Linked DNA regions of Homo sapiens: regions 1 and 2 are each linked to region 3. The links are chromatin contacts, found by Hi-C or POLR2A ChIA-PET in ENCODE. All regions are on one chromosome and are shown on one strand. The core of a region is the stretch at or near the end of the contact, and the rest is flanking DNA. Distances in the headings are between cores, read along the strand shown.

Evidence for each region. Hi-C counts contacts between places; a loop is a spot of excess contacts on that map. ChIA-PET counts read pairs that join two places held with the same protein, here RNA polymerase II (POLR2A). Pooled maps may share reads with other maps.
Region 1: a pooled map shows a loop between it and region 3 (11-fold over the local background). The contact joins the promoter of RAB5IF here to the promoter of RBM39 in region 3. A Hi-C loop is called at or near these places in 2 of 37 single-sample maps with no recorded cell type and 10 of 50 pooled maps. POLR2A ChIA-PET finds 5 or more read pairs at or near these places in 5 of 52 experiments (GM12878, HepG2, MCF 10A and 2 more).
Region 2: a map with no recorded cell type shows a loop between it and region 3 (10-fold over the local background). The contact joins the enhancer-like site here to the promoter of RBM39 in region 3. A Hi-C loop is called at or near these places in 3 of 37 single-sample maps with no recorded cell type and 12 of 50 pooled maps. POLR2A ChIA-PET finds 5 or more read pairs at or near these places in 3 of 52 experiments (B cell, CD4-positive, alpha-beta T cell and Caco-2).

What each region holds. Positions count from the first base shown.
Region 1 is chr20:36,604,378-36,607,324 of GRCh38, forward strand. RAB5IF (RAB5 interacting factor) reads left to right here and starts at 1,402. Exons shown (of 4, transcript NM_018840.5): 1 at 1,402-1,688. The coding sequence starts at 1,575. The region is part of intron 2 of TGIF2-RAB5IF (TGIF2-RAB5IF readthrough); the gene reads left to right. RefSeq lists enhancers at 276-325, 1,056-1,195, 2,547-2,947 and silencers at 317-716, 1,396-1,705.
Region 2 is chr20:36,463,672-36,466,500 of GRCh38, forward strand. All of the region lies in intron 7 of DLGAP4 (DLG associated protein 4), which reads left to right. Among named protein-coding and RNA genes, the nearest start is that of MYL9, 76 kb to the right of the region's middle. RefSeq lists enhancers at 337-1,263, 1,264-2,189, 1,765-1,944 and a silencer at 1,835-2,129. Within about 2 kb of position 1,485, at least 25 of the 41 ENCODE cell types and tissues checked have a DNase peak (open chromatin) inside an H3K27ac peak, as active enhancers do; they include CD4-positive, alpha-beta T cell, where a contact is called at or near this core.
Region 3 is chr20:35,740,861-35,743,852 of GRCh38, forward strand. RBM39 (RNA binding motif protein 39) reads right to left here and starts at 1,400. Exons shown (of 17, transcript NM_184234.3): 1 at 1,081-1,400; 2 at 1-27. The coding sequence starts at 14. RefSeq lists a silencer at 780-879 and enhancers at 1,140-1,289, 1,303-1,988, 1,350-1,569, 1,740-1,839.

The DNA.
Region 1 (2,947 bases), core at 152-2,651, 860 kb after region 3:
CTCGGCCTTCCAAAGTGCTGGGATTATGGGAGTGAGCCACTGCGCCTGGCCTCCCTAGGGAGGTTCTATTACTCCTGAAAAGTGAAGAATTACAGGTGAATGTTGATAGGTATGCAAAAGATACTCTGACCTGTTTAAAAAAAAAAAAGATACTCTCAGCTTTAAAGTTTAACGGTTAAGAGCACAGATTCTGGAGTCAGACACACCCAGGTACCAGATACATTACTTGTCTTTATAAATCCACTGTCCAGAGGCCGGGTGAGGTGGCTCACGCCTGTAATCCTAGCACTTTGGGAGGCCAAGATGGGCGGATTGCCTGAGCTCAGGAGTTCGAGACCAGCCTGGGCAACATAGTGAAACCCCCGTCTCTACTAAAATACAAAAAAAACTAGTGGAGCGTGGTAGTGGGCGCCTGTGATCCCAGCTACGTGGGAGGCTGAGGCACGAGAATCGCTTGAACCCGGGAGGTGGAGGTTGCAGTGAGCAGAGACCGTGCCGTCTCAAAAAAAAAAAAAAAAAAAAATCCACTGTCCAGAAGGGATGTGCCTTGGTCTCTGGACTTACCAGCACAGTGAGCCTGGCACCACCTGGAGGGCCACCGGAAGGAGCCCCATCCCCAGGGGTTCTGAGTCAGTAGGCGTGGAATGGGGGCCGAGAACCTGCGCCTCTACCCAGTTCCCAGGCGATACGGCCGCTGCTGATCCGGAAGCTCACTTTGTGAACCACTGACGCAGCACATGGTGAGGACGCTGTATGTGAACACTCAGATATCCTGATACCTAACCCAATCCTTGTATTTGCCGCCCAGGAGTCCCCGGTTGGGTCCACCTTGCTATACGGCCTCAGAATCTCATTTCCTCTTTTGGGGTCTCAGGGCTCTCGTGTGCCAAAAGAGGGTGCTGGGCAAGATGAAATGGTTAGTTATTACAGAAGAGTTAACATCTTCAACAAGGCCCTACAGAACTTGCAGGGTTAGGGGAGAAAATAAGCGGGCTAAATCCTGTGGGGCAGCTTGGAGCTACCCTGGAGCAAGGTCTGGGCTCAGCAGGCGAGTAGGTCGCAAGGAAAGGTAGAGCCGCTCCTGCCCCACTCGCTGCTCGAGGGGCAGCTGTGGCCGACTGGGCGACGCTGACGTCCAGCCTCGGTTTTCCCCTACCTCCTCGGTCTCCACAGCGCCTCCTGGCGCCCATGTCACCGTTCTACCAAGATTGTCCCTCCCCTCACACCTTACCGCGAGCCCGGCGGATGCTGACGTCATTTCCGCCACGAGTAGCGCGCTTGCGCCAAGGCGCCGGTCGCTGTTTCACTCGGATGGCTTCGCGGTCGCCGATTGGCTGCGTGAGCACGTCGGCGGGAGGGCGCGCGACACTGCACCGCCCCTCCCTTCGCGGCGCCTGCTCTGTAGAGCCGGCGGAACCGGGTAGCTTGGCCAGGTTGTGAGGAACCGCAGCGCGCCGCAGGACCGGGCCGCTGAGCCTGCAGCCGCCCCGCGCCGTGACCTGCGACCCTAGACCCCGACTCCCTTTGGCTCAGCCCGCGCGCCCCAGGCCCGGCCCGGGCGGCGCGACGGGAGGATGAGCGGCGGGCGGCGGAAGGAGGAGCCGCCTCAGCCGCAGCTGGCCAACGGGGCCCTCAAAGTCTCCGTCTGGAGTAAGGTGCTGCGGAGCGACGCGGCCTGGGAGGATAAGGTACGGTGGAGTCTGAACAGGGCGCGGGTGCGAGGAGTCGGCTGGGACTCGGGGAACGGAAGACTGGCGCGGGCCTGCCCTCGTCCTCGTTCCGGCACAATCGAGTAGGGCAGTGGGGCGGGTGGCCCAAGGGTGTCAGAGCAAACTTGGCGGGCACTGGGCGGACAGCTGGGCTTGGAGCTCCCCGAAGGGTGGCCTAAGGATGAAGCCCCCTAGTTATGCGGAATTGGCGAGGAGCGGGGAGAGGCGTTGTCATTCGCGGGCAGGGTTTGTGCCTGAACTGGGAAAGGGAGCTGAATTCGATTCGGCCTCCGCCTTTTATGTGCAGTAGGGTTTTGAGTAGGTTACTTGTTTCTTTCGAATTAAGTAGCACAAACATTAACAGTAACAGACTTCTGCTGAGAATGCTTTCTACGTGCCAGGTGCTCTGCAAGCGGAATCTCGTTTAACTCAGAATAACTCTGAAGTGGGGTACTGTGGTACATTAAAGCCTTTTGCACATAGTGAGGCTCGCTAATCTTGAGCTGCTGTTGCTTGTTGAATGTAAAGGACCGAATACTTTGATAAGCATGAGTCAAGAGGGGAGACTGAGACCACCCGCTGGGTGAGTGTGAGGTGTGGGGGTGGAGAAACGCCACCAGATATGTGCGAGAATTGGTTGGGACTTCAGAACGTTCTTACTCGTCCCATTCGGAGGATGCTTCGTAACTCTGCTCCATGATCTGGAAGGGGCCATCACAAACAGCTTGATTCCAGGTAGCTTGAAAAGCGTATTATATTTGCAGTCATTTCTTGGTTTTCTGGGCTGCCGAAGTGGATTTTCCTTCCTGAAGTTCCTGTAAAGGGGGATGGGAGGCACTTCCTGAAGGTGCCCTTGTTCTGCCCCCAGCCCTGCCCAGCTCTTGCAAAACCTGCAGTCTCTAATCTGCTGTGTCATTTCTTTCTTTTCTTGTATAAGGACTGGTTTCTGGAATCTAGGGCAGATCAGAAACCTGAGTCGTCTGTGTTCTTCCATTAAACTTAAATATAGTGGCACCTGCCTCCAGCATTTATGGTTCTAATCCGTATGTGCGGCCAGTAGCACAATTATTATCACAGTCATTTCATTACAGGCCATATTATATATGCACCTCTAGAATTTTGATTTAGAGCACAGATTCTGGAAGTGATCGCTTAATGATGTCTAAATGTATCTTTTTTTTTTTTTTTTTTTGAGACGGAGTTTCACTCTTGTTGCCCTGCAACCTCCACCTCCCAGG
Region 2 (2,829 bases), core at 235-2,734, 720 kb after region 3:
TTGTTTAAGGGTGGGCCCTGCTTGGACAGTGGCACTTGGAATAAAGTCACTTTGTAGTTGTGAGCCTTGGCTGCTTTTCCTGCTTCCCCTGTAGAGTAGGGGAACAAAGACCTCAGCCGAGAGAGGTTCTGCAGAGAGCTGGGGTTTGCTGTCAAGGAGCTTAGGATGTCCTAGAACTTTGGTGCAGGGAATGAGATCAGCTGTTCAAGCGCCTTGTCTTACAGATGAAGAGATGAGGCCCAGAAGGGCCAGGGACCCACAGAGGTTTGAGCCAGGACTTCTGGGTCCTGTTCCATGGCACTGCCTTTGAAGAAGTCACTGTCATGCTGTTATCACCTGCCCCTGGTGTATAATGACAATCTCTAACATCCTTTGACCTTTTTACTGTGTACGCTGTGCTTGGTGCTTTACTTCAGCTACTTGCAGTGGAAAAGAAGAAGGGCTTGGTGCCTGGCCTGGAAGTGAGGGGTGCAGGATCCCAGTTCCCACATCTCACCCACTTTTAGGGATGTCACTTTCCTTTGGGCTTCAGCTTCCTAATCCATAAAATGGGAATAACATTCCTTATCCTAAGACTGATTCTGAAATCATGGAATCCCTCAAGAATTGTGTGAGCAGCGGCTCACTCCTGTAATCCTAGCACTTTGGGAGGCCAAGGCAGGCAGGTCGCTTGAGCTCAGGAGTTCAAGACCAGCTTGGGCAACAAGACAAAACCCTGTTGCTCCAAAAAATACAAAAATTAGCTGGGTGTGGTGGCATGCGCTTGTATTCCCAGCTACTTGGAGGAGGCTGAGGCAGGAGGACAGCTTGAATCCAGAAGGTCAGGAGGTCGAGACTGCAGTGAGCTGAGATCATGCCACTGCACTCCAGCCTGGGTAACAAAATGAGACCCTGTCGACCGGGCGCGCTGGCTCACGCCTGTAATCCCAACACTTTGGGAGGCCGAGGCGGGCAGATCACTGGAGGTCAGGGGTTCGACATCAGCCTGGCCAACATGGTGAAACCCCGTCTCTACTGAAAATACAAAAATTAGCTGGGTGTGGTGGCACACGCCTGTAATCCCAGCTACTTGGGAGGCTGACGCAGGAGAATCATTTGAACCTGGGAAGCGGAGGTTGCAGTGAGCTGAGATTGCACCATTGCACTCCAGCATGGGTGACAAAAGCAAAACTCTGTCTCAAAAAAAAAAAAAGAAGAAACTGTTCCAGAGAGTAGAAACTCTGGGTTTCAGAACCACAAACGCCTGGTTTTAATCAGTCTCCATCATTCACTGCGTTTGTAATCTTGGGCAAATTATTTCTTTGAGCTTCAGTTTTCTTATCTGGACTCAAGATCTGTACTACAGGATTATGATGAGGATTAAATGAGATTATGTATTTTTTTTTAAATCTGGTGCACAGTAGGCACTTAATAAATGTGAACTTTCCCTTCCCAAAAACATCTGGGTGACTTTTCTCTTTGTAGGAACTAGACAGCCCAGTTCCCCCCCCATCCCCCCCACCCCCGCATGCCCTGTGGTTGGGGTTTAGATAACTAGGAAAGCACCTGTGGCTATTCTAATAGTAATAGGAGTGATCTTCTCATCTCTCCCAGGCTGTGTGAGGCATTGTGTAATCAGCCAGGCTCTTTCCCGACCATTGTTCTCCACCAACAGGCCTGGAAGTCGGAAGCCAGTGGAGTTCTCCCTGTTTCACAGGTGAATGAAAAATAGGGGGCCCAGAGAGAGACAAGGACCTGCTCAGGGGCCCACAGCCACAGCAGTGACAGGCAAACTTGTAGCCCAGGCCTCTTCTCCACAGCCCGCAGCGTTTCTCCAGGTTTATGGCTTCTGCCTGATAGCCTACCCCTCAGGCCGCCTTCCCTGGGTCTGTTCCCATCTGTTCTGGGAGGAGGGTTTTCTTGACATTTCCCCAGTCTCTGAGCTCATCTTGAATTTAAAAGGAGGCTATCTGGAGGCTGGGTGGGGACTGAGTCACCACCTCCCGTGGCTTTCTCATCCTGAGCAGCAACCAGACACACCCAGAGGGCCACTGCTGGAGACCTGCAGATTGTAAATGCCACACAGGCTTTCTTCCCAGAAGCTCAGATGGGCTCTTGCGGGAAGGCTGTCATCGTGGTTCTGTATGTATTTCTTCCTTCCCCTAGCCACTTTGAGAAGTTGTTGCCTGTCCTTTCCCGCTTCAGCCTTTATTAATGCTGTCCTCTTCCCCTATAGTGCCCTCTCTTCCCCTAGAGGCCCACACTGTCAAATGCCACCTCCCCCAGGAAGTTTGTCCTTGCTGGCTCTGGAGTCCCAGCAGGACTCCTGAGGATGCTTACGGCATGACCTTGGCAGGTCACGCCACCTTTCTGTGCCTCAGTTTTCTCATATATAAAATTTGGGTTTCTTGTCTTTATAAAGCTCCATCCCTAGACACTCTCATTTGGCAGGTCTTGGGGCAGGAATCACATGCCCCTAGGTTTTTAAACCAGCTCTCTAGAGGATGCTGGTGCTGAGAGCCTGTCGGCTGCAACCTGGGAAAAGCTGAACTGAGAGGACCCTGGTTTGCATGACAGCCTAGCTTGTTGCTGTGTGACCTTGGATTAGTCAGCTTTCTGTACCTCCGTTTTCCTCCCTATCAGATTGGGATGGAAATGAGAACTCGTGTAGTAACAGCCCCTCAATAAATGGCAGTCATCACCATCATCAGCTTTGTTTTGTGTGGGGATTGGTGGTTTTCAGAAGCAAGTCACCTTTCCCCTACTTGGTCCTGGCAGCAGGCACTGTCAAGTCAGACTGGGCCAGGGTGCAGGCTGTGGAATTGAACACCTGAGCAGGAATGAAGTCTA
Region 3 (2,992 bases), core at 150-2,649:
ATATCGTCTGCCATTTTCTCTAAACGCCTAGGAAGAGAACAAGACAATTTCTTGAGTAAACATTTCTCTTACAATGTGAAACAAGTTTCACTCTTGTTGCCTATATCGTCTAACATTTTCTCTAAACGCCTAGGAAAAGAACAAGACGATTCCGTGAGTAAACATTTTTCTTTTTTTTTTTTTTTTTTTTTGAGACGGAGTTTCGCTCTAGTTGCCCAGGCTGAAGTGCAGTAGCGCGATCTCGGCTCACTGCAAGCTCCGCCTCCCAGGTTCCAGCGATCCTACCACCTCACCTCCCGAATAGCTGGGATCACAGGCGCCTGCCACCACGCCCGGCTAATTTTTGTATTTTTGGTAGAGACGGGGTTTCACCATGTTGATGAGGTTGGTCTCGAACTCCTAACCTCAAGTGATCCGCCTGCCTCTGCCTCCCAAACTGCTGGGATTACAGGCGTGAGCCACCGCGCCCGGCCTGGTAAACGTTTTTCAAATCGACTGAATTTTTCTTCTCAGCCGACACACTCGAAAACTTAAGAAAAACCTCCAAAAGCCCTACAATTAATGACTAAAGTGACATGCACTTTAACCAGGTTTGGCTTACGTAAGTAAATCCAAAACGCCTCTTACACGAAACACACGAAAATGAAGACTTCAATATCCAATATTTAAAACTCTGCTGTCAACTCCAAAAACAGAAACTGGGAGACCCGAACGAGAGCGCCTCTTTCCGGGCAAAAACCCGCGCTGCCATTTTAGGGGCAAAGAGAAACTCCCTCCATTGGGAGGGGTTATGAGCCAAGGCAGCGTTCAACTGGCGCCATGTTGGGAGGTCGCGGCCGGCCCAGGCCTCGAAGGAGACAGGTCACCATTCTACCGCGGCCTCTCGGGGGTCCCTACCGCCCCAAGAATCCAGACTATACCCGACTGGAAAATAAGGGCGCGGTCACTGAAACAGGGCCGATTTCTCGAAAACCACCCCCCACCCCGGTCGCTAAAGACCTCCAAAAGCGCCCCTCAGCCCAAAATGGAGCCAAACCTCGAGAAAGCTGAGATAATACGCGGGTCCGCAACGCCCCGTACCTGTTCCGGCCTTCGGGCGCCTGTGGTGCTCGTGTTCGGGAAGAGATTGCTGCTGCTGCTGCTGCTGCTGCCGCCGCCGCCGCTTCTGTTGCTACTGTTAAGCCCCTAGGCCCAGGCCGCGGAACCGCCCAGCCCGAATATCGGGTTCCAAGGACGGCTAGGCCCGAGAGAATCTAAAAAAAACAATGGAATTAGAGAAGCCCACGCGGGAGAGCAGGACGGCGGCTTCGGCAGCTCAGGATCCACCCCTGCGACAGCGTCGACAAGCTCCCTGAAATGGCGGCCGCTGCTTCCCTGTACTCACATTCACCAGCACACATACACACACACAAACACACGGGGCCTCACAGAGCCCTCAGCACGGGCTCTCGCGAGAAGCTGCCCCAAGCTCCAAATTTGAGCGGCCGAAGTATCGCGAGACCTAAGTATGGCTCCGGCGACCGTAGCCCAATCTCGCGCAATGATTGCGCCACAGATATTCCCATCCCCCATTCAGTGAGGCGCCTTTCACTCCCCCTCCGCGTAAGCACCCAAATCTCGCGAGACAGAGCGGGTCTCTAGGGCAAAGACAGTTGGTAGGCTGCCTGTCAATCTTTCAGAGAGCTCTTCGCTGAGTGGAGCTCAGCGGTCACCTCCCCCTCGTGGCGCCTCCTCACGGCCATCTGAAGATTCCTCCGGCACAGCCGATCGCCCCCGCTCCGGCCTCCCACACAGATGGCTGTCAAGGTCGCCATAAGGCAACCTAGTCCTTATGGCGATAGGATAAAACGGCCATATTCAGATTATCCGCTGAGGGTGGAGAGGAAGTGGAAAAGTGTATCAGAAGGCCAGAAGAAGAGATCTTTAGGGGTAGGGGGAGAGGGGGAGATAATAAAAATAGATTTCCCTGTCATTTGGAGCCAATGGCGCGGCCTCCACTGTCGAGCTTTGAAACAACCTTGGAAATAGTGGAGAAAAGCAAAAAAAAGGTGGAAAAAATAAACTCTTGCTTCCCTTGGCATGGGATCAGTTTTGTGCCCCGAATTTAATCAGCTCTTGTGTCAGGGTTGCTACCGTTCCTTCAAAAATGTTCCCCTTCCTGAATATTACTGGACGATTTGGTGAAAAAATAAGACACCCCCCCAACAAAAAAAAAAAGGCCCCCTTCCCCCTGGGACCTGGCTCCTCTCCCCTGAAGTCTTCTAGATGCCAGGTAATTAGAGTATGAATTAGCCATTTGTTCTTTGGTCAGTACTGTGTGAGGTTTCCTCCTAGATGCTGGGAAAAAAAACTGGAAAGAAGTCTTCAAAGCAAAAATCTTACCCTCTAATCTTAACAGTCTAATGATTGAGGGCAGAAAAGATTGGAAATGAGACGCCTTGATTAGTGTAACTAGCTGCTGCAACACTGTGTGACCTTGGACAAGCAAATTAACCTCTCAGAGGGGATCTTTCATTTCCTGATTTAAAAGAGGACGTACTTAGTAGCTAGTCTAAGCTACTTGAGACTGAGGAAGGCAGGTAATGCTCAGTACTGAATTTTTAGAGGTTAGCAGGGCATGTCTGCCCAAGTGGACCCTCAGTAAATTAATGAATGAAGGCTCAGAAGGGCTATAGTGAAGATTAAATGATATAATGTCTGTAAAACGCCTGGTAAATATTTGATCTTCAAAACAGCTAACTTCTGTTTCTGCTAAACAAAATTATTTAGAGCAAATATAGATGTTAAGTGGTTTTGCCTCTCAGGTTAACTTTACACACAGGTTAGGATTTATCTTAGAGGATTATTAATAACAGTTATTTTGTAGTTAGAATACTCCCTTAATCCTTTTTCTGAAAATTCAGATCCTCTTTTTATTTTATTTCTGAGACAGTCTCGCTCTGGAGGCTGGGCGCAGTGGCTCATGCATCTAATCCCAGCACTTTGGGAGGCC